Linked DNA regions of Homo sapiens: regions 1 and 3 are each linked to region 2. The links are chromatin loops, found by intact Hi-C in ENCODE. Cell type or tissue: heart left ventricle. All regions are shown on one strand.

What was found. A loop is a pair of places that touch in the nucleus more often than their neighbours do. Peaks named below come from ENCODE experiments on the same cell type or tissue, not always from the same donor. Only the 100,000 strongest peaks of a DNase experiment are listed, where the experiment ranks them.
Region 1: it touches region 2 in a loop (2.5-fold over the local background); 29 of 110 quality-filtered maps call a loop at or near these places.
Region 3: a loop joins it to region 2, with 4 times the contacts of the local background. A loop is called at or near these places in 3 of 110 quality-filtered maps.

Annotation. Positions count from the first base shown.
Region 1 is chr16:4,099,021-4,107,020 of GRCh38, reverse strand. All of the region lies in intron 2 of ADCY9 (adenylate cyclase 9), which reads left to right. Among named protein-coding and RNA genes, the nearest start is that of ADCY9, 13 kb to the left of the region's middle. In heart left ventricle, no CTCF peak of the experiment used is centred here; no DNase peak of the experiment used is centred here; H3K4me3 peaks cover 799 bases.
Region 2 is chr16:3,995,430-4,003,429 of GRCh38, reverse strand. The region is part of intron 3 of ADCY9 (adenylate cyclase 9); the gene reads left to right. Among named protein-coding and RNA genes, the nearest start is that of TRIDDENT, 49 kb to the right of the region's middle. RefSeq lists a silencer at 2,408-2,702 and enhancers at 5,210-5,990, 5,991-6,772. In heart left ventricle, no CTCF peak of the experiment used is centred here; a DNase peak (open chromatin) is centred at 3,839; H3K4me3 peaks cover 448 bases; H3K27ac peaks cover 662 bases.
Region 3 is chr16:3,935,393-3,943,392 of GRCh38, reverse strand. No RefSeq gene overlaps it. Among named protein-coding and RNA genes, the nearest start is that of TRIDDENT, 11 kb to the left of the region's middle. In heart left ventricle, CTCF peaks have their summits at 3,933 and 4,144 (motif pointing left); a DNase peak (open chromatin) is centred at 4,142; H3K4me3 peaks cover 1,053 bases.

The DNA.
Region 1 (8,000 bases), 100 kb before region 2:
TGGTAAAGCAAGAGAAGGTTAAGGTTTGCTGAATTGCCAATGGGATGAAGAAGGAAGGGAGGGCTGTCTTTTCAGGTAGAATGCCTAAGGAAGGGAAACATGGAGAAGGAACAATTAGAGCAAGTCAAGAAGTTTCAAGATTTTTGTCTTCTGGCCAGCTTGGTGAGATAGTAATTATGTTTCTGCATATTGGTCAGCGTTGCCTATGTACTTTGCTGTGGAATAGTAATCTTGGAAAAAAACCAACCAACCAACCCACATTAATCTGTCCATGTCTGGGCACAGAGTGTGCAGAAGCCTGCGTGGGCCGTAAGTCTCGTCTTTGTCTTGGTTGGTGATTTTAGTATTGGTGTTTTTGCTGGAATTCCAAAACTGTAAGAGTGTAATCATTCACCATTAGAATTCTGCAGGTCCCCTCCTGACTCTGGACTAGCTGAGCTTAGGGGCCTGTCATCCATCTGGCCCTGGGCATATCATTTGTACTTTGCCTGTGACACACCTCAAGACCTTTTCCAACAGGAACTAGCATCCCTGGAGGGAATTTTGTGAAGAGATGAGAGTTTTTGAAACAGGAAGGGAACTGGCAAGGGAAGTGGCCAGGCACCGGTGCTGCCGCGGAACAGAAGGGAAGGGACTGGGCTGCATCAGAGGGTGGATGTGGGGCCGCCATCCGTGGTGTGGGCCAAGGGTAGGGTGGTCCTCCCCTGGGAAGACTGCAGACAGCAGTGATATTCTTGTAGTCTTGTGGATGTACCCAGTGAACCACACCAGCCAAGCCAACCCGTGGCTAAATTTTAGTCAACTTCAGCGAAGAAGACTGCCCCTTGTAAAACTTGTCTGCTCTTGGAAATCAGGTTTTTTGTCTCATTTTCCCCAGCCTTTGCTAGCATTGCACTTGTAAAAAATTCCTGGCATCCTTTCTGCGGAGTTAAGTGGGAAGGCTCAATGTTCTGGGATAGGTGGGAACATCAAACCCGCTAGAGGCTGCTGGTGGCAGTGGAGGCAGAATGAGTTGTAGCAGTAGTGGTGGCAGTAGTGTGACCTAGAGGGCAGAAGCTGGGAAACAGGGTGAAATGCTGGGCCCCGACAGTCAGGGATAGCTGCACCTAGCTTATATGCCTTCCTCTAATCCAGTAGAAATTGTTGTTTCTGTAGGTTTTTTTTCTTTTCTTTTTGAGACAGGGTCTTCCTCTGTTGCCCAGGCTGGAGTACAGTGTGCAGTCACAGTTCACTGCAGCCTCGACCTCCTGCACTCAGATGATCCTTCCATGTCAGCCTCTTCAGTAGCTAGGACACAGGCGCATGCCACCACATCCAACTAATTTTTTTTTTTTTTTTTTTTTGAGACGGAGTCTCACTCTTGCCCAGGCTGGAGAGCAGTGGTGTGATCTTAACTTACTGCAACCTCTGCCTCCTGGGTGCAAGGAATTCTCGTGTCTCAGTCTCCCGTGTGGCTGGGATTACAGATGCATGCCACCATGCCCGGCCAATTTTTTTTTTTTTGTATTTTTAGTAGAAATGGTGTTTGACCATGTTGGCCAGGCTGGTGTCAAAATCTTGGCCTCAAGTGATCTGCCCGCCTCAGCCTCTCAAAGTGCTGGGATTATAGGTGTGAGCCACCATGCCCGGCCTAATTTTAAAAATTATTTGTAGAGATGACGTCTCCCTATGTTTCCCAGGCTTATGTGCATTATTTATATAGGTTGTCTATTGATATTTACAGTATTAGAAATTGAAACAAACTGAGAAGCTTAAAAATCTTTTCTAAATTTATTTCAAAATAGTAATTCATTTCACCCATTGCATGTTAATGTAAGTAACATTTTTATAAAAGTAACTATATTTTGTAAAATGAAAAAATTTGATGAGAAGGGTGGCACTGCCATACATTTTTGCAAATCTCTTTAATGTCTGGATTAATAAACGGTTGAAGTTTTTTGTTTTTTTTTTGGTGGATTTTTTTCCCTCTTGTTGCCCACATTGGAGTGCAGTGGCACGATCTCGGCTTACTGCAACCTCTGCCTCCTGGGTTCAAGCGATTCTCCTGCCTCAGCCTCTCGAGTAGCTGGGATTACAGGCACGCACCACCACACCCGGCTAATTTTTTGTATTTTTAGTAGAAACAGGGTTTCAGCATGTTAGCCACTGCGCCCGACCCACGGCTGAGGTTTTTTGAGTGATAAAATGTACACAACAGAAATCTACCGTGTTAAAACACTTTTAAGTGTGTTCGCTGAATTTTCTTAACCGCTTTGGCATTCAATTTGTTGCAATATGTTGAAAAATGTGTAGAAAATCTGGCTTTAGTTGGAAGAGCATTTTCATAGCCTTTTTATGTGATTCTGGATATTTTTCTTTGATTCTGTAGAAACATTCAACAAGTGAGTAGTAGTTTCTTTTTCTTTTTCTGAGATGGGGTCCTACTCTGTCACCCAGGCTGGAGTGCAGTGGTGCTACCATAGCTCACTCCAGCCTTGACCTCCTGGGCTCAAGTGATCCTTCTGCCTTGGCCTACCAAGTAGCTGGGACTACAGGCATGCACCACCACACCCCGCTGATTTTTTATTTTGAGTGGTAGTTTCTTAAATGTTAGTTGCAATATGGAATCTGAAATTTTATTATCTTTTTTTGTACACTATTATATTAAATGCTGTTGGGTTTTTACCCAGGTGTGATTTTATAACGTCATGCACTAGTCATTTGGAAAATATTGGTCTCTTGAATGATGCAGCTCTTCCACATGTTGACGTCAGTAAAGTCTAATAGTCTGAAGATGTTGAGTTCATCACAGTGGCTGATGTAAGTTTTCCAAAACTCTACTTGAAAACTGGAATTTTTTATCATTGGCGGCAAATACTGTCAGTTATTTTCCTTGAAGCGACAGACTCATTCATATTCCCAGGAATGGTCTGCCCGTACTCAAGCCTGAACGACCGTGGTTTGTCTGTAGGTCACGTGTAAATAATGTGCTACCAAAAAGGTGGCCAGTTCAGCTTGCAATCCAAACAGCTGCACAGCTGCTTTTCTCCAGGACCGCTGTGCTTTGATGGGCAGCAGCGTCGTCGTAGGCGTGCTTCTCATTTCATCACTCAGACTATTCAGAAGACACCTACTCAAGCTTGCGATTTAACCAATCATTCATGTTGACAGCTTCATCTGGGACATTCTTTTTTTTCTTTTTTCTGTTTTTGTGACAGAGTCTCGCTCTGTCGCCCGGGCTGGAGTGCAGTGGTGTGATCTTGGCTCACTGCAACCTCCGCCTCCTGGGTTCAAGTGATTCTCCTGCCTCAGCCTCCCAAGTAGCTGGGATTTACAGATGTGTGCCACCACGCCCGGCTAATTTTTGTCTTTATGGTAGAGACGGGGTTTCGCCATATTGGCCAGGCTGGTCTTGAACTCCTGACCTCAGGTGATCTCCCTACCTCGGCCTCACAAAATGCTGGGATTACAGGCGTGAGCCACTATGCCCGGCCCATCAGGGACATTCTTAAGTGAAGCTGTCTGCCTTTCCTTTCGTAAGTGTGGGGTAGTGAAGGACAAGCTGAGGGCTAGTGCAGTTTGGTTTCCCTGCATCGGGACCTGCTCAGGCACTAGCAGTTTCACCCATGGCTTCTTCTGCACTGTCACTGCAAGTGTCAACACTGAAGAAGGCAAATGCTGTCTTAGTGTCATTGTGCAAATAGTTTAGACTCCACAGATGCCTTGCAAAGGCCTCAAGGACCTCTAGGGATCTGCGGATCACACTTTGAGTACTGCTTCGCTAGCTGGGCTGCAAGATGGGAAGACTGAGGGTTTTGTATGTGCCACCCAAACACGCATTCTCATGTGTGTGAAACAACGCCAATTGGAGTTGTCACACCCATTACATATTGCCTGTGGAAATAGCAAGTGACCTTAGTTCATACATTGACCTTTTCTTACAAAATCCTTAAAAATCTTTTGTGATTCTGGTAAATCTTTGTTGCTCATGTTCAAAGTGTGTGATAAAGACCATCAACTTCGAGCTGGCCATGGCTCGTGCCTGTAATACCAGCGCTTTGGGAGGCCGAGGTGGGTGGATCACCTGAGGTCAAGAGTTGGAGACCAGCCTGGCCAACACGGTGAAGCTCCGTCTCTCCTAAAAATACTATAATTAGCCAGGCGTGGTGGTGGGCACCTGTAATCCCAGCTACTCAGGAGGTTGAGGCAGGAGAATCACTTGAACCTGGGAGGCGGAGGCTGCAGTGAGCCGAGATGGCACCACTGCATTCCAGCCTGGGCGACAGAGCGAGACTCTGCCTCAAAAAACAAACACATGGCTGGGCGCAGTGAGTCACGCCTGTAATCCCAGTACTTTGGGAGGCCGAGGCGGGCGGATCACCTGAGGTCGGGAGTTCGAGACCAGCCTGACCAACATGGAGAAACCCCGTCTCTACTAAAAACACAAAATTAGCCAGGCATGGTGGCACATGCCTGTGGTCCCAGCTACTCGGGCGGCTGAGGTAGGAGAATTGCTTGAATCCAGGAGGCGGAGGTTGCGGTGAGCTGAGATCATGCCACTGCTCTCTAGCCTGGGCAACAAGAGCGAAACTCCATCTCAAAAACAAACAAACAAACAAAGAAACAACCATCAACTTTGTTTCTGTAAATTTTTTTTGGAAGGGCTCACCCTTGAATGGTTGGGTGCTTGGATTTTGATTTCTGATACATTCGGGCTTAATTCTCGGTTGTATGGTTTCCTAACTGTGGGACTTTGGGCAAGCTACCTAGGGGCGCTGCAATTTATAGGAATGATGGTGTCTCTGTCAGAGGGTCGTTGGGAGAATCAACTGGGATAATGCAAGAAAAGCACTTATTTGCATAGTGACTCGATGGTGGACAGCCATTCCATCAATAACTAACGCTCCCCGCTGGCTGAGTCACATTTCGTATTGCACTAAAGGGTGTTTCTTTCTTCCTGCGCTCAATCTGGCGCACATCTTGTGTCGTTCAGTACCGAAACCTAGAACACACTAGGGACTGTGATTGTGTCAGTTTCTCGTAATAAAAAGGGCAAGTGTCCAAAATACAAAATACTGATAGCTCGCCCTGGTTAAACTCTAGCTGCCGAACTTGGCAGCCTCTTTACTGAAAACCCTCGGGGGTTCAGCAGGCTCGTTCCTAGGCTGCTTCAGTTCCCCAGAGCCTGGAGGTTCTTAAGATGATGGGCCCCTCGATGGTTGAGGAATTATAAGCAGATCTTCAGCTGTGCAACTCCAGCTATTGGCCGTGGTTTGAACTAGAGTGGTTTTTTTCAACTGTACTGTATCCTACTGTAAACTCATTTGTTTATTCATTAAATATTGAATGGGTTCCTACCATTGGCAAGGCGAGGACTAGGTTCTGGAGATAGAGGGGTGGCCCCTGCCCTCTTGGGGCATGACGCCTAGAAAGGGAAGTAGACAGTGATCAAATAATCTGTACAGGCCAGGTGCAGTGGTCATGTCTATAATCCCAGCACTTTGGAAGGCCAAGGTAGGAGGATCGCTTGAGTCCAGGAGCTCGAGACCAGTCTGGGCAACATAGTGAGACCCTGTCTCTAAAAATAATAAATAATTAGCCGTGCATGGTGGCATGTGCCTGTATTCCAAGCTACTTGGCAGACTGAGATGGGAGGATCGTTTGAGCCCAGGTGGTCGAGGCTGCAGTGAGCTGTGATTGCACCACTGTACTCAGCCTGGGTGACAGAGCAAGACTCTGTCTCAAAAAAAAAAAAAAAAATCACCTGAACAAATATTGTACTAGACTTCCTGACTGTATTACAGATAGGGTTGAGATGATCTCTATTTTATAGATGAGAAGACTGAAGCACAGAGAGGTTAGGTAACTTGTGATGATCACACAGCCAGAAAGGGATACTAAATGGTGGAGCCAGTATTTAAACCCAAAGGCTGTATTAGAAAACACTAGTACCCATCTCACAGAATTGCTGCGAGGATTAAATGAGAAAATACAAGTTCTTAGAAAAGTTCTTGGCACATAATACCTGTCAGTAGAGAAGAGCTAGTGTTACTGAAAGTTGGAATAATTTTCTTAGCAGTGGCAGCAACAGCCAAAACAACGATACCTGTCTTTAGCTCTCTGCATTTACCCTGCTGTCATGTACCCTGCCCTCACGTATCCTGCTGTCTCAGCCACTGTGAAATCCTAGGATCCTGGGAGCCGTGTGTGTTTAGATGCTTTTATTTGCTTGGTTCTTTCCCTTTCTATACCATTTACAGACTGAGTTTGTTTTTTTCTTTTCTTTTTTTTTTTTTTTGAGACAAGAGTCTCACTCCTTTGCCCAGGTTGGAGTGCAGTGGCATAATCTCGGCTCACTGTAGCTTCCACCTGTATCAGACCATTCTAACACTGCTATAAAGTTGCTACCTGAGGCCAGGTGCATGGCTCACGCCTGTAATCCCAGCACTTTCGGAGGCTGAGGCGGGCGGATCACTTGAGCTCAGGAGTTCGAGACCAGCCTGTCCGACATGGCAAAACCCCGTGTCTACTAAAAATACAAAAAATTAGCCAGGCGTGGTGGCATACGCCTCTAATTTCAGCTACTTGGGAGGCTGAGGCAGGAGAATCGCTGGAACCTAGAAGGTGGAGGTTGCAGTGAGCCCAGATCGCGCCACTGTACTCCAGCCTGGGCAACAGAGTGAGACCCCATCTCAGAAACAAACAAACAAAAAAGATGCTACCTGAGACTGAGTAATTTATAAAGAAAGCAGGTTTAATTGGCACAGTTCTGCATGGCTGGGGAGGCGTCAGGAAACTTACAATCATGGCAGAAGATGAAGGAGAAACAAGGCGCATCTTAAATGGTGTCAGGAGAGAGAGAGAGTGAGAGAGAGAGCATGCGAAGGGGGAACTGCCACTTTTAAACCATCAGGTCTCGTGAGAACTCCCTCACTCTCACGAGAACAGCATGGGGGAAACCACCCCCATGATCTAGTCCCCTCCCACCAGGTCCCTCCCTCGACACATGGGGATTACAATTCAAGATGAGATTTGGGTGGGGACACAGAGCTAAACTATATCAACCTCCCAGGGTCAAGTGCTCCTCGTACCTCAGCCTCCCTGTGACTGCACATGTGCACCACCACGCCCAGCTGATTTTTTCAAATTTTTGAGAGAGACAGGGTCTTGCCATGTTGCCTAGGCTGGTCTCAAACTCCTGGGCTCAAGCCATCCTCCTGCCTTGGCCTCCCGAAGTGTTGGGATTACAGGCGTGAGCCAAGGCACCCAGCTGAGATGGTTTCTTAACGTCCTCCAAAGGTGATTTTTTTCAAGAATCAATATAAACTCTTGGATTTTAGCTTATTTGATGTATTTCATTCCATTACAGATACATGATTTTTGATGCTCAGATTGTCCCATTTGGGGCCCATGGGAGCCCCTTTAAGTTGGCTGCTGAGTCCTCTTCATGCAACCCCAGTGGTCTTTGATAACTTTCATACCCTTTTAGTAACCTTTTTAAAGAGTTGAGAAATTATAGGTATTAAAATCTCATTAATTCTGTTTGTCTGATATGTTTATTCAGAGAGACTGAGCTAAAGTTTACCCTCATCTTTTTTGAAAAGAAAATGAATAGTATATGCATGTTTCTATGAGGAAATAATGCCACCCAAGAAACGGTTTGTGCATCTTCGAGTTCCTTGGAAGCTTTAATTTGCATTCCTACAATTGAGAGCAATGTAGAATTTCTTTCTGTATCTTCCCACTAATGCCTGTTGAGGGGCAGGTGTCTGTGAATGTAGGTAAATCGTGATAAAAAAACAATAAAAAGGCCGGGCGTGGTGGTTCACGTCTGTAATCCCAGCACTTTGGGAAGCTGAGGCGGGTGGATCACTTGAGGTCAGGAGTTTGAGACCAGCCTGGCCAACATGGGGAAACCCTGTCTGTACTGGAAATACAAAAATTAGCCGGGTGTCGTGGCGCACACCTGTAATCCCAGCTACTCGGGAAACTGAGGCAGGAGAATTGTTTCAACCTGGGAG
Region 2 (8,000 bases):
GAAGAAGCCTCGCTCACACTCGGCACGCACGCCTTCACTCCACGCAGAGCAGGGACAGTGACCACAGACGGAGCCATGGAGGACTGGGAGGGGCCGAGAGACGGTCCCAGCTTGCCTGCAGGAAGTCACTGACTCTCTGGGGAAGGTCCCATCTTCTCCACGGTTCCGATTCGAGGGAGATTCTCACAGTGATTGCGGCTGAGCATTGCTGTGGGTTGGATGCTCTCGGCCGTAACCAAGTCACTTGTATGACACGGGAGCATGTGTGCCTTGGCCTGTTGAATGTGACGTCAGCGCTCCAGCAGGCATTTGCTTTCCATTTTCTCATGAACCCTGTGGGTGATGAGTGGATCTAGATGCCATATATCAATAAAAACAGCTTTTCCAACATCTTCATGAAGAAAAAGAAAACCCAACTGGGCTCAGTGGCTCATGCCTGTAATCCCAACACTTTGGGAGGCCGAGGCAGAGAGATCACCTGCGGTCAGGAGTTCAAGGCCAGCCTGGCCAACATGGTGAAACCCCATCTCTACTAAAAATACAAAAATTAGCCAGGTGTGGTGGCATATGCCTGTAGTCCTAAGCCACTCAGGAGGCTGAGGCAGGAGGATCCCTTGAACCTAGTAGGTGAAGGTTGCAGTGAGCTGAGACCACGCCACTGCACTTCAGACTGGGCAATAGAGTGAGACTCCATCTCGAAAAGAAAAGAAAACCCAAAATTGAATTACTTGTATCACATTACTTCTGATCAGGGAACCATTTGAGCTGTGAAAGCATCTTAGTACATCTCTGAAAGGCCTCCCTGGAGCGCACCTGCGTGGCTGGTCTTCCTGAGTTTACCTTCATCTATTATTCAGAACCCCGGGCTGCTTGGCCACTGGGTGTTTCTACATGGACCAGTCAGTAATGAAGCTAGTGATGTAGATTTACCCATACGGGGATGATTCAGAGAGGACCTGTCCTGCTTTCAAAAGGTTTCTCCTTCCCCTTTAAGGCCACTCACCTCAGGAACCATCCTTTTGTGACAGTGAATTTTGAAAATGACCCTAAATGATAACTTCTTTTATCTACTTGTTTTCTATGTGTCAAGTCATTATGAGTAGGCTCAGTTGGCCCAATTTGAGGAAGTAAGGGGCTTTTCATTCGTTATAGAAATTGAAAAAATGATTTCATATTTTATAGACACATACATATATAAATATATATAGCTTAGAAATTAAATAGGTATTTATTATAAGTGGTAGTCTGAATTGATAGTGGTGATGCTTGCACATCCCTGTGAATATGCTATAAACCCTGGAGTTATATACTTTAAATGGGTGCATTATATGCTTTGCAAATGACATCTTAAGAAAGCTGTTGTAAAACTAAAGGGTAGTCTCCGCCAGGTGAGGTGGTCACACCTGTAATCCCAGCACTTTGGGAGGCCAAGGCAGATGGATCACCTGAGGTCAAGAGTTCGAGACCAGCCTGGCCAACATGGTGAAACCCCATGTCTACTAAAAATTTAAAAATTAGCCGGGTGTGGTGGCTGGTGCCTGTAGTCCCAGCTACTTGGGAGACTGAGGCAGGAGAATCTCTTGAACCTGGAGGCGGAGGTTGCAGTGAGCTGAGATCATGTCACTGCCCTCTAGCCTGGGCAACAGAGTGAGATTCCATCTCAAAAAAAAAAAACAATAAAAAAAAAAAACCATCTCTACAAAAACTATAAAAGTTAGCCAGGCATGTTGGTATCCACCTGTAGTCCCAGCTACCTGGGAGGCTGAGGTGGGAGGATCGCTTGAGTCTGGGAGGCAGAGGCTGCAGTGAGCCAAGATTGCACCATTGCACTCTAGCCTGGGCACTAGAATGAGACCCCATCTCAAAAAAGAAAGGTGGGGGGCGGGGTAGGAATAGGAACTTCACAGTGGACAAACCGGGCAGATGCCACCTTCACCAAATGATCCAGGTGAGCCTCCCTGCTCACTGCCATCCGGTACCCTAGTGTGGTGTGCTGAGAAGGGCATGTCACCTCTGCGGCATTCTTTCCGCAAACCCCAAACCTCAGTCTGCTCTGAGAAAGCACCAGGCAGGTCCAGATCTGGACATTTGACAAAATGCCTGGCCGGGACTTCAAACGCAGCAGGGCCAGAAGAGACAGAGAAAGACAGAGGAACCCCCATAGGCTGGGGGTGAGCAGGGGGCATGAGGGCTAAATGCAACACGGGACCTAGAGGAGACCCGAACAGCAAAGGGACGGTGCGGAAACTGGGGACATCAGAATAAAGCCAGCAGCTTAGTTAACGGTATCGCGCCAGCATGAGTTGCTTTGGTTTTGATAACTGTACGGTGAGTATGTACGGAGGATATATGCAGAGTCCTTGAACTGTCTTTCCCACTCTCTGCAAGTCTAAAATTATTTCAAAGTAAGAAATTATATATGTGTGTGTGTGTGTGTGTGTGTGTGTGTGTGTGTGTGTGTAGAGAGAGGGATGGAAATGTATGTGCGGAATCATTGAACTGGCATTGCCAGAGAGTGAAATATTGCATTTCCATGAAATTTCCCCAGATGCCAAATATTTTCTTATCTTGACTTCATGATGGACTGTTTCCACAGCTGGTAACAGTCTTCCTGCCTGACAGTCTGCTGAGTATATTTTCATCTATTCTTGACTCGGATCGCCATCACCAGCCTGGTTATTGAGCCCAGTGGTCCTTTAGGGCTAAGGGATTGAGTGAGAGGTCCAGGGACTTTTCGACTCCGCCCCGTGTGGCTCTGAGATTGTGTGTGTGAGTTTTACACGTGTGTGTTCATGTGGTGACTTGTCTAGTATTCTCAGGCCATCTGCTGTCTGTTCTTACTGCTTTGGGGATGTAAGAAAATTTCTTTTTCTGTGATAATTACTGCTTATCTTTTCTTCTAATATTCTGCTTCTATTTTTCTCTAATGTTGCATTAGCAGAAATACTCTATTTTGTACTTATGCCCGTACCTAACCTGTTAGCTTAAACAGCAATGCCAGGGACATAGAGTTAGCCCCATGGCTCTGCCGCACTGACAGGCTGCCCCGTTCACCTGGAGATCGTTGGGGCCAGGAGCTCTGCTGCCTGGGCTCACCGCCTCTTTACGCGGTTCCGACCGTACCGTGTGGCTCTGGGCCAGTGCTTGCTCTGTCTCAGTGTCCTCATCTGTAAAATGGAACCGATCATAGTACCTGCATCGTGGTTGCTTACGAGGGTTAAGCAGATACAAGGAGTTTCAAAGAACACCTCAGGAAATTGTGTTTGTGGTTATTGTGGTTGCAATATCATGACTATTCCTGCTCACCATGTTAACATCATTTTGAGTTTGGGAGCAAAGGATGCTTCTGATAACACGACATCTTGCAAAACAGTCGTGTTGAGAAGACGAAGCAGGCAAAGCCAGGGCTCTTCTACTGGTGTATCCTCCTCATTTCTGAGAAAAGAGGTTTCCCCACTCCCTCCCTTGACAGTTTTGAAAAGGGACAGCTGTTGGCTTAGAAATGATTTATCTTGTGATGAGAAATAACCTTGAAGAAAAAACGATTTTATAGCTTTGTGCCATATATTTTGACCGGAATGTAGGGTGCACGTCCTGAAATGTGTTAAAAACAAATGCAAATGTGCCCAAGTGTGTTAGAGAAATGGCTACACTCTTCCCTCCAAAGCCCACGTCCACATGGGGGAAGGAGCAAAGATAATCCGGAAAAATGCAGAGTTTGCTCTTGGGCGTTCTCCAGGGAATCTCAGGTTACCCAGGCAACAGCCAGCAAACTCCCTGGCCCGCCAGGCGTGCTGCTGGGAGGACCTTAGAAGTCTTGAGACTTCCCTTGATGCCGGAGGGCCCAGGGTGCTGCTTGGAAGAACCAGGAGGACAGGCATAGCTGCTCAGGTCACTCTAGGGAAACAAGGCCCAGGAGAGCAAGGTGCCAGGATTATTCCTGGGTCCTCCTTGTGCCAGGAAAGGGGGCCAGAGCCATATGACGGTGGTCCGGGTCCCAGGGCCCTGGAGTCTGTGGCCGTCTGCGGAATGATCATTGCTGCCTCACAGTGTGGCTGCAAAGGACGAGATCATACAGTCGAGACTGCAGATATTGCGTGGATGGGGGCCCGACTTGTTCACGGGTAGGATCTTGGCCCATAGACATTCCTAAGTCATAGTAGCTACTGTCATTATGACACTGCTTTTTCTCTAATGTGCCTGCCCGTGTGGCTCCCTGTGAGCCAGCTGCTAGGGTTGTCTCCCAAGGCAGTGAGGTGCTTCCATGCCTGCAGCTTCCTGGAGTCAGAAATACTCTTCCCAGGGAGGGCTTCTCAGCAGGGGTGGAGATGCCTGCAGCTGTGCAGGGGGAGACGCTGTTTAGCCGGCTGGGAAACATTTCACAGAGGCATCTGTACTTGGCAAAAAACATGTTGTGAAATGTCTTAATCCAGATTAAAATTAAGCTAATGAATCGCTCAAGGAAAATTGCCATGGGGGTTGGGGGGTAGGAGGTCAGGGGAGGGAAACAAACCCACCCACCATTGCATGGTGGGACCCTCCTGGTACAGAAGGGGCCTCTAACTACAGCTCAGAAGGGGATGTTGAGATGTGAGAATCTCTCCATTGGGTAGATGGATTTCTCTTTTTTTCTTTTCTTTTCTTTTCTTTTCTTTTCTTTTCTTTTCTTTTCTTTTCTTTCTTTCTTTCTTTTCTTTTTTTTTTTTTTTTTTTTTTTTTTTGAGACAGAGTTTTGCTCTTTTGCCCGGGCTGGAGTGCAGTGGCACCATCTCGGCTCACTGGAACCTCCACCTCCCGGGTTCAAGAGATTCCCCTGCCTCAGCCTCCCTAGTAGCTGAAACTACAGGTGTGCACCACCACGCCAGGCTAATTTTTTGTATTTTAGTAGAGACGGGCTTTCACCATCTTGGCCAGGATGGTCTCAATCTCCTGACCTTGTGATCCACCCATGTTGGCCTCCCAAAGTGCTGGGATTACAGGCATGAGCCACTGCGCCTGGCTTCTTTTTTCTTTTTTAAAGAGACAAGGTCTTGCTCTATGACCCAGTCTGCAGTACAGTGGCATGACCATAGCTCATGGCAGCCTCTCCCTCCTGGGCTCAAGCGACCCTCCCACTTCAGCCTCCTGAGTAGCTGGGACTACAAGCACACACCACTGTGCCCAGCTAATTTCTAAAATTTTTAAAAAGCTTTTGTAGAGATGGGGTCTTGATACATTGCCCAGGTTGATCTCAAACTCCTGGGCTCAAGCAAGCCACCACACCCAGCTCTAAGATTTCTTTTGTTTCATTTGTTTGAAAGTTTTTATCTAGAAAATTATCCCTCAAAAGGAAGGTAGCTGAGGAATCTTGCTCTGTCGCCCAGGCTGGAGTGCAGTGGCACAATCTGGGCTCACTGCAACCTCCGCCTCCCGGGTCCAAGCGACTCTCCTGCCTCAGTCTCCCCAGTAGCTGGGATTACAGGTGTGTGCCACCACACCCAGCTAATTTTTGTATTTTTAATAGAGACAGGGTTTTGCCATGTTGACCAGGCTGGTCTTAAACTCCTGACCTCAGGTGATCCACCCGCCTCAGCCTCCCAAAGGGCTGGGATTACAGGGATGAGCCACTGCGCCCAGCCAAAATCCGCATTTTCAAAGTGCAGTAAAATGATGGCTGCTGGGTCCGGGTGACACAGGTCTGTGGGACCATGCCACCCAGCGCGGCCTGGAGTCTGCACCTGGCTCTCCCCCCACCTCCCATACTCCCACTTCCCGGACAAACCTGCTGGGAATGGAATAGGCAGTGAGCACTGTCCCGGCCCTCAGGAGGCCCGAGCGTGGGTGTCTACAGCTGGCCATGTGACCCAGACAGCCCCCTTCCTTCTGCAAGCGCAGCCTCATTTGCCATTTGTGGGCGGCTCTGCCAGACCTCACTTCTGTATCAGAACTTCTTATCACTGCAGGGTGCAGGCCTCGGCCTCTGTTCAAGGGGATGTAAGCAAAGCACTGAGTTCCCCACCTGTGGAGACCACTGCCCCAGGCCCCCAGAGCTCAGCCTCATCCCAGTGGGCATGCCCGGGCTGCACCGGCCTTCCAGCCCCTCTGAGGGAAGCCCTTGTGGAGGGCATGGAGCCCCCTGTCCTCAGTGTGCCCTCTGGTGCCAAGTTGGTTTGACTGTCACGGTGACACATTCATGGCTCTAAATGCTTAGAAAATCTCATAAAGCCAGTGTGCCGTGGGGGGCACTGAAGAAGCAGGCGGCCTCGTCTTAAAGCACAGGAGGGTTGGCCGGGCACGGTGGCTCACGCCTGTAATCCCAGCACTTTGGGAGGGCAAGGCAGGCAGATCACTTGAGGCCAGGAGTTCGAGACCAGCCTGACCAACGTGGTGAAACCCCATCTCTACTGAAAATACAAAAATAAGCCAGGCGTGGTGGTGGGCGCCTGTAATCCCAGCTACTCAGGAGGTTGAGGCAGCAGAATTGCTTGAACCCAGGAGGTGGAGGTTGCAGTGAGCCAAGATCTCCCCACTGCACTCCAGCCTGGGTGACAGAGCGAGACTCAGTCCCAAAAAAACAAACAAACAAAAAAAGAGAGAAAAGCACAGCAGATGAACTTGAGGCAAGAAAAATACCTGAAACAGACTGACGCCAGGAGATTCCTGTGACTAAATGGCTACAGAAGAATAGATACCAAGGGCTGTTCTGTCTGTAATCAAGGACATTGAATTACCAGATGAACTTTAATGACCAGAGAGCATAGTTAACAGAAGTTTTCATATTCACTACCAGCATTTACTGAGCACGCACTTGCACTTCGGGCTTTGGCTGAGCCAAGTGCAGCAGACGCTTCCACACCTCCAGCTTCCTTTCCTGGTCTACCGGTTGGGCCCTGAAATGGCTGGTGTGCCCCATCAAGCACCAAGCCCCCCACCTTAGCCACACCAGAGAGTTCCCTCAGGCATCTTTTAGGCATGGGTATCAGGCACACCTATTTTATTCTTCTCTTGGTGTTAGATTTTTTTACATTTAATAAGAGCAGTGGTCTCATTGGCAAATATATACATATTTATACATATATATATGTATTTTGAGAATGGGTTTGCTCTGTCACCCACGCTGGAGTGCAGTGGCACAATCACAGTGCACTGCAGCCTTGACTTCCTTCGCTGAAGCAATCCTCCTGCCTCAGCCTCCCGAGTGGCTGGGACCACAGGCACGTGCCATCAAGGTCAGCTAATTGGTTTTATTTTTAGTAGAGACAAGGTCTCCCTATGTTGCCCAGGCTGGTCTTGAACTCCTGGCCCTAAGCAGTCCTCCTGCTTCGGCCTCCCAAAGTTCTGGGATTACAGGTGTGAGCCAGCACACCAGCAAAATGTTTAGAAGTTTAACTCTGCCAGTCAATACCAAGAGGTGCTTTCAAATAGACTCACTGTATGTTATTGATAACTAGAACATTTTACCTCTGTTGATAATGTCAGTTTTTAAAGAGCTGTAAGCAAATGTTATCTAGATGCCATTATTTGCTCAGATATGTTAATTAATGATTTCGCTAGCTGTTTTGGCATGTATATTTTCATTTTTTGAATGCATACAAATGTTCAAATTTAGCTTGTATGTTACATCAGATTCCCAAACTATACAACCCTGTAGAATCTTTGTTTCTTTTATTTAATATAGTACAGGTCTGCAGTCTAACTTTAAATACAACCTGGGTCATATCTTTGCCCTTAGGTAGTGACACTTACTTTAAATTTCCAAAATAATATCTGGCCTCCCATAATTTATTTCAATGTTTTACACTTCTTGCTGCAAGGAAATTGCTTTTGAGTCCAAAAAAAAAAAAAAATATATTTCTTGCCACGGTTTGTCTTCTTCATTGGAAGCTGTTAGTTGCTTTCTTAGATGGTTCCTAGGTTACCTGGTCACATTAATAATAATAATAAGTTTATTACGGGTATACTGTATGCCAGGAACTGTGCTAGGCTATATATATACTTATTTCATTTAATTATTATTTTTT
Region 3 (8,000 bases), 60 kb after region 2:
TTGTTGCCAACTGACAGGGAGAAACAGGAAAACTTTGAAGAATCTTCCAGATTTGCCTAACGCAGATGTGCATGACCTGACAAGATAGATGTGCCATTTGGACCCTTTCAAGAGCAGACAGAATGGAAGGGAGGTAATACAGATCAATTACAGATGTGGGTTGCTTTATTTTTTTTTTTTTTATTTTGAGGTGGAGTCTCGCTCTGTTACCCAAGCTGGAGTGCAGTGGTACAATCTCATCTCACTGCAACCTCCGCCTCCTGGGTTCAAGTGATTCTCCTGCCTCAGCCTCCCAAGTAGCTGGGATTACAGGTGTGTGCCACCACGCCTGGCTAATTTTGTATTTTTAGCAGGGACGGGGTTTCACTATGTTGGCCAGGCTGGTCTTGAACTCCTGACCTCAAGTGATCCGCCCAACTCGCACTCCCGAAGTGCTGGGATTACAGGCGTGAACCACCGTGCCCAGCCTGTGTGTTGCTTATTGACACCTGAGAAAGTCGACATAAGGCAATTCCGTCATTGTGTGAACATCACAGGGTGCACTTACACAGACCTAGATGGCACAGCCTACCACACACCTAGGCCACATGGTGTAACCTATTGCTCCTACGCTACCAACCTGTACAGCTTGTTACCCCACTGAATACTGTAGGCAACTGTAACAAAATGGTAAGTGATTGTGTATCTAAACACTTCTTTATCATTATTATTATACCTTAAGTTCTAGGGTACATGTGCACAATGTGCAGGTTTGTTACGTAAGTATACATGTGCCATGTTGGTTTGCTGTACCCATTAACTCGTCATTTACATTAGGTATTTCTCCTAATGCTATCCCTCCCCCCTCCCCCCACCCCATGACAGACCCCAGTGTGTGATGTTATCTGCCCTGTGTCCAAGTGTTCTCATTGTTCAATTCCCACCTATGAGTGAGAACATGCAGTGTTTGGTTTTCTGTCCTTGTGTTAGTTTGCTCAGAATGATGGTTTCCAGCTTCATCCATGTCCCTGCAAAGGACATGACGTCCTCCTTTTTTATGGCTGTATAGTATTCCATGGTGTGTATGTGCCACATTTTCTTAATCCAGTCTATCATTAATGGATATTTGGGTTGGTTCCGAGTTTTTGCTATTGTGAATAGTGCCGCAATAAACATACGTGTGCATGTGTCTTTATAGTAGCATGATTTATAATCCTTTGGGTATATACCCAGTAATGGGATGGCTGGGTCAAGTGGTATTTCTAGTTCTAGATCCTTGAGGAATCGCCACACTGTCTTCTACAATGGTTGAACTAGTTTACACTCCCACCAACAGTGTAAAAGCATTCCTATTTCTCCACATCCTCTCCAGCATCTGTTGTTTCCTGACTTTTTAATGATCGCCATTCTAACTGGTGTGAGATGGTATCTCATTGTGGTTTTCATTTGCATTTCTCTGATGACCAAACACTTCTAAACATAAAAAATGCACAGCACAAATACAGTATAAAAGATTAAAAATGGGCCGCACAGTGGCTCACGCCTGTAATACCAGAAACTTGGGAGGCCAAGGCAGGTGGATCACCTGAGGTCAGGAGTTCGAGACCAGCCTGGCCAACATAGTGAAACTCTGTCTCTACTAAAAATACAAAAATTAGCTGGGCATGGTGGTGGGCACCTGTAATCCCAGCTACTCAGGAGGCTGAGGCAGGAGAACCGCTTGAACCTGGGAGGCAGAGTTTGTGGTGAGCCGAGATTGCGCCACTGCACCCCAGCCTGGGCAACAGAGTGAGACTCCATCTTAAAAAAATAAAGATTAAAAATGGCACACCCGTATAGGGCACTTACCATAAATGGAGCTTGCAGGACTGGAAGTTGCTCTTGGTTAGTGGGTGGGTGGTGAGTGAATGTGAAGGCCTCAGACATGACTGTCCACCACTGTAGACGCTATAGACACTGTATACTTAGACCACACTAAGTTTATTTCAAATTTGATCTTTTGGCTGGGCACAGTGGCTCACGCCTGTAATCCCAGCACTTTGGGAGGCCAAGGCAGGTGGATCACGAGGTCAGGAGATCGAGACCATCCTGGCTAACACGGTGAAACCCCGTCTCTACTAAAAATACAAAAAATTAGCCAGTTGTGGTGGCGGGCGCCTGTAGTCTCAGCTACTCGGGAGGCTGAGGCAGGAGAATGGTGTGAACCTGGGAGGCAGAGCTTGCAGTGAGCCGAGATCTCGCCACTGCACTCCAACCTGGGCAACAGAGCAAGACTCCATCTCAAAAAAATAAAATAAAATAAAATAAAATAAAATTTGGTTCTTTCTCTTCAGTAATAAATTAACCTTAGCTTACTAGAACTTTTTTACTTTATAAACTTTTTAATTTTTTTAACTTTTTTACTTTTTTGTAAAAAAGTAAAACACAGCTTAAAACACAAACACATCAAACACATTGTACAAAGATATTTATTTTCGTTATGTCTTTATTCTATTAGCTTTTTTTTTTTTTTTTTTTGAGATAGGGTCTCACTCTGTCATCCAGGCTGGAGTGCAGTGGCACAGTCTTGGCTCACTGCAGGCTTCATCTCCCAGGCTCAAGCGATCTTCCAACCTCAGCCTCTCAAATAGCTGGGACTACAGATGCACATCACCACTCCCGGCTAATTTTTGTATTTTTTGTAGAGACAGGGTTTCGCCACCTTACCCAGGCTGGTCTCAAACTCCTGAGCTCAAGCAGTCCACCCACTTCTGCCTCCCAAAGTGCTGGGATTACAGGTGTGAGCCACTGCACCTGGCCCTATTAACTTTTTTCTTCTTCTTCTAGACGGAGTCTCATTCTGTTGCCCAGGCTGGAGTGCTGTGGCGCGATCTCGGCTCACCGCAACCTCCGTCTCCTGAGTTCAAGCAATTAATTCTCCCTGCCTCAGCCTCCCAAGTAGCTGGGATTACAGGCGCCCACCACGATGCCCGGCTAATTTTTGTATTTTTTAGTGGAGATGGGGTTTCACCATGTTGGCCAGGCTGGTCTCAAACTCCTGACCTCAGGTGATCTGCCCGCCTTGGCCTCCCAAAGTGCTGGGATTACAGGCAGGAGCCACTGTGCCTGGACAGCCTTTTCTATTAATTTTTTTTAAACTTTTTAAACTTTTTTATTAAAAACTAAGACACACATACACATTAGCCTAGGCCTACCCAGGGTCACGATCATGAATGTCACTGTCTTCCACCTCCACATCTCGTCCCACTGGAAGGTCTTCAGAGGCAATGTGTATGCAGACTGTCATCTCCTGTGATAATAATGCTTTCTTCTAGAATACCTCCTGAAAGGCCTGCCCGAGGCTGTTTTACGGGTAACTGTAAAAAAATATGAGTGCACTCTAAGGAACAATAAGGACCAGGCACCATGGCTCAGGCCTGTAATCCCAGCACTCTGGGAGGCCAAGGTCAGAGGATCGCTTGAGCTCAAGAGTTCAAGGCCAGCCTGGGCAACTTCGTCAAACCTTGTCTCTACTAAAAATTTTTAAAAAATAGCCAGGAGTGCTGGCGCACACCTGTAGTCTCAGCTACTCAGGAGGCTGAGGCAGAAGGATTGTTTGAGCTCCGGAGGCCAAGCCTGCAGCGAGCTATGGTCACACCACTGTACTCCAGCCTAGGCAACAGAGTGAGACCCTGTCTCTATAAAAACAAAACAAAATGAAATGAAAAAAGTATAGTGTAGTAAATACCTAAGCCAGTAACACAGTTGTTTATTATCATTACCGAGTATTATGTACGGTGCATAATTACATGTGCTAGACTTTTATATGACTGACAGCACTGTAGGTTGGTTTACACCAGCATCACCACAAACTCGTGAGGAATGCGTTCCCCTATGAAGTCTCTAGGCCATAAGAATGTTAAGAATTTTTCAGCTCCGTGAAAATCTTATGGGACCACGGTCCTATATGCAGGCTGTTGACCCAAACCTCTATGGGGCGCACGACTGTCCATCCCTCCCAGGGATCGGGCGAAGTGCTGGGCCTTGAGAAGGCATTGCATGGCACCGCCCAAGGATCCTGTAACTGCGCCACGCAGGGGTCGATGATCTGCCTGCGCCAGAGCAGGGAGACCCCGGCTGGCCCCAGGTCTCCCCAGGGTGAGCCTGGCGCGCTCTCGGGCGCCACCTAGCGCCAACCAGAGCCGGAGCGCTCAGACTTGCGACCCCAAACGAGGCCCCGCGTCTTCAGAAGTCCCAAGCTCCGGGACTGAGCGAGCGTGGCCTGGGCATCCTGGGATTCAGAGCCAGCCTCTGGCCGCCCTCGGGACAGGGGTCCACAGCCAGCGTCCCCCACGCGGCGTCCTGCCTGGGGTCCAGGCGCTCCCCCTGTTGGGTTTCTGGAGGCACCGTGCCAGAGGTGGGACGGGCGCTGGCTCAGGAACAGGGATGGGGTCCTAGTCCCTCCTCAGTCCTCCCGGCACCCCTTTCTTCATGCAGGCGGAAGTGGCTCCAGTGCCACTCAGGGGCTCTTCCAGCTCGGCAAGCCCGGGGCCAATTGCACAGACCGCCTTCAGCCCCTGACCCATCCTTGGAAACCGCCCGGACTCCTGCAGTTTCTTAACTGTGCAGGTCACAGCGGAGTCACTGTGGAACTTTAAAAAAAAAAAAAAGACAAGTATCTGGGCCCCACTTTAGACCAGTCGAATTGGGAGTGGGGGCGCTGGCCGTCAGTATCGTTCCCGTTCACCAGGCGATCCCAATGCACTGCTAAGCATTGAGAACGCCGCCTTACGCTTAGCGCGCGTCCCCTGTGCACGCCTATGCACTCCTTTCCTGCAAAATCTCACCTTGCCCTAGAAAGCATCCGCTTGGGGTCTAGCTCTGGCGTGTCTGACGGTACCTCTCTCACCCTGGATGGTGGAGGCAGTGAGGGAGGTGGAGAGGGGCTTCTTTTAACCAGAGGCCTGAGAAGCAGTACCCTCTTTGCTCCAACTCCTCGTTAGCGCAAAGCCAGGACTAGAATCTGGATCTTTGAATTTCCTGTCCAGTGGATGTTGCCAGATTTAGCAAATAAAAATACAGGGTGTATATGTAACTATGAGGGTGAGATCAACAATGAATAATTTTTGTAGTATAAGTATATCCCAAATAGTGCATGAGTTGGGATATACTTACACTAAAAAAAAAAAATTTGACATTTGAAATTCAAATTTAGGCCGGGTGCAGTGGCCCACGCCTGTAATCCCAGCACTTTGGGAGGCCGAGGCGGGAGGATCACCTGAGGTCAGGAGTTCGAGACCAGCCTGGCCAACATGGTGAAACCCCCATCTCTACTAAAAATACAAAAATTAACCGGTCATGGTGGCATGTGCTTGTGATCCCAGCTACTTGGGAGGCTGAGGCAGGAGAATCGCTTGAACCTGGGAGGTAGAGGTTGCTGTGAGCCAAGATCGTACCACTGCACTCCAGCCTGGATGACAGAATGATAGTCCACCTCAAAAAAAAATTAATTAATTAATTAAATAGGGTACACTGTATTTTTTCAGGCAAAATTACATCTATGTCTATCCATTTATACATATGTAAATAATACAGCTGGCTAAAAATTGCCCAGTGCCTTTTATCCAGGGCCTGCAGCTACCCTTCTCCCCAGGCCAGTGTCCACCCAAGCCAAATACTGAGCACCCCTGGCTGGCCCTTCGAGAGTACTTGCCCACTAGCCTGAGACGCCTCCACCCCAGCTCCATCTCCAGAGCCTGGCTTGCTGCCTATTGACCATAAGGAAGGCGGTTGGAGCCTGTGGTGTCTTCCTGGATATGCCCTTGTAGCTGGGGAGCCCAAGGAAGCTGAGATGCTACAGTAGTGTCCTTAACTAAAATGCTCAGCATAACACACAGACACAAATTTAGAGTCTTCTCCAATCCATATTCCTCTAGTTTCTTTTTTTTTTTTTTTTGAAACAGAGTCTGGCTTTGTCACCCAGGTTGGAGCTCAATGAAGCGAACTCAGCTCACTGCCACCTCTGCCTCCTGGGCTCAAGCCATCCTCCCGCTTCAGCCGCTCAAGCAGCTGGGACTAAGACTACGGATGTACACCACTACACCCAGCTAATTTTTTGTATTTTCTGCCTCACCATGTTGGCCAGGCTGGTCTCGAACTCCTGAGCTCTTCAAGGGGTCTGTCCACCTCGGCCAACAAAAGTGCTGGGATTACAGGCGTGAGCCACCGTGCCCGGCCGTATTCCTGAACAGCTTCTTGAACTTCCCTGACAATAAGAATCCCTGAGATTGGAGCCAGTTGCATAATTTTTGGGGCCCAGGGCAAAACAAAAATGAAGGACTCCTTGTTCAAAAAGTTGGAACAGGCTAGGTGTAGTGGCTCACACCTATAATCCTAGCACTTCGGGAGGATGAGGCAGGAGGATTGCTTGAGCCCAGGAGTTCGAGACCAGCCTGGGCAACACAGGGAGACCCCCGTCTCTACAAAAAATTTTTAAATTAGCCAGGCATAGTGGTGCATGCCTGTAGTCCCAGCTACTTGGAAGGCTGAGGTGGGAGGATCCCTTGAGCCTGGGCAGTTGAGGCTGCAGTGAGCTATGATCATGCCACCTCACTCTAGCCTGAGCGACAGAAGGAGATGCCATCTGAAAAAAAAATTTTTTTAAGTTAGAACGAAGTGCTGTGAAAGATATTAACGTGTAAACTTTTTTCCTTTTTTCTGTGGTCTCTCTCCCTTGACTCATCATGGTGTATTTTTTTATTCTTATTTAATGTCGTTCTACGTAAAGAAAAATAAAATTGTAAATTATCAGCATGAACTTTACTGTTCATCCATATATCGTGCAATGCCAGTTTTAAGTGCAAATATGAGAGCATTTAACTTGCGTGCAGAATCACAGAAATTACACCATTTGTGTTGTGCTTTTGTCCTTGGGTACACTGGAAGAGACCCATGCAGGCCTAACTCAGAGAGGGTGGAAGGAGGAAGAGGGGGTCCCCCAGGCATGGAGCTCAGGCAGGGTGTGTGGGGACCCTCTGCGGAGGTCGAGCCAGGCATCTCTTCTCCTATATGCTCACTGCCCCATTGCATTGCAGACAGGGACCCCCAGGGATTTTTAAACATCTGTGCCAAGATGCGCGGGGCTCACCAACCCCACCAAGACATATGTGCTGGGCGCTGCCAGCCTGGGGCAGGAATGGCCACAACCCCACAAGGTTGCAGGCAGCACACCTGAGTCCAGTCCTTCCCACACTTGTGCCCAGGCCCTCTGGGGACAAAGGATAAAGGGCAGAACATGGCAGTGCACAAGGCAGGGGCAGGTAGGGGAACCAAGCCTGGGGCATCCAGGTGTGGGGGGACTGCCAGGGAGAGCCTTCCCAGGGAGGCAGAGAGAGGGTAGGGGCTGAGATCACAGGTACTTAGGCCCCAAGCCCCTGGTGCACATCACACTGTCCCATCACTTACAAAACACACATTCGAAGATTACATTATTAAGAATTTCAGCCCAGCATGGTGGCTCACACCTGTAATCCAGCACTTTGGGAGGCCAAGTGGGGCGGATCACTTGAGGTCAGGAGTGTGAGGCCAGCCTGGCGAACACGGTGAAACCCCATCTCTACTAAAAATACAAAAATTAGCCCGCGATGGTGGTGCATGCCTATAGTCCCAGTTACTCGGGAGGCTGAGGCACGAGAGTCGCTTGAACCTGGGAGGCACAAGTTGCAGTGAGTCAAGATCGCACCACTGCACTTCAGCCTGGGCAACAGAATGAGAATCTGTCTCAAAAAAAAAAAAAAAAAAAAAAAAAAAGAATTTCAGGCTGTCGACAGCAGAGGTTTGAAGCAAGCATGGCCCCTTCAGGGTGAGCTGTCTGTGGCTGCCCAGGTCTGTGAAGCTGGGCCCCCGTGGGACCCTTGCTAAGCATGACGGTTCCCAGGCCCTGCCTCAGATCCAGGAAGCAGAATCTCCAAGATGCCCTGGAATCCTACAGTTAAAGAATGCCCCAGGCAGTTATTATCAGGGAGTTGGGAGTCAATGCCCCA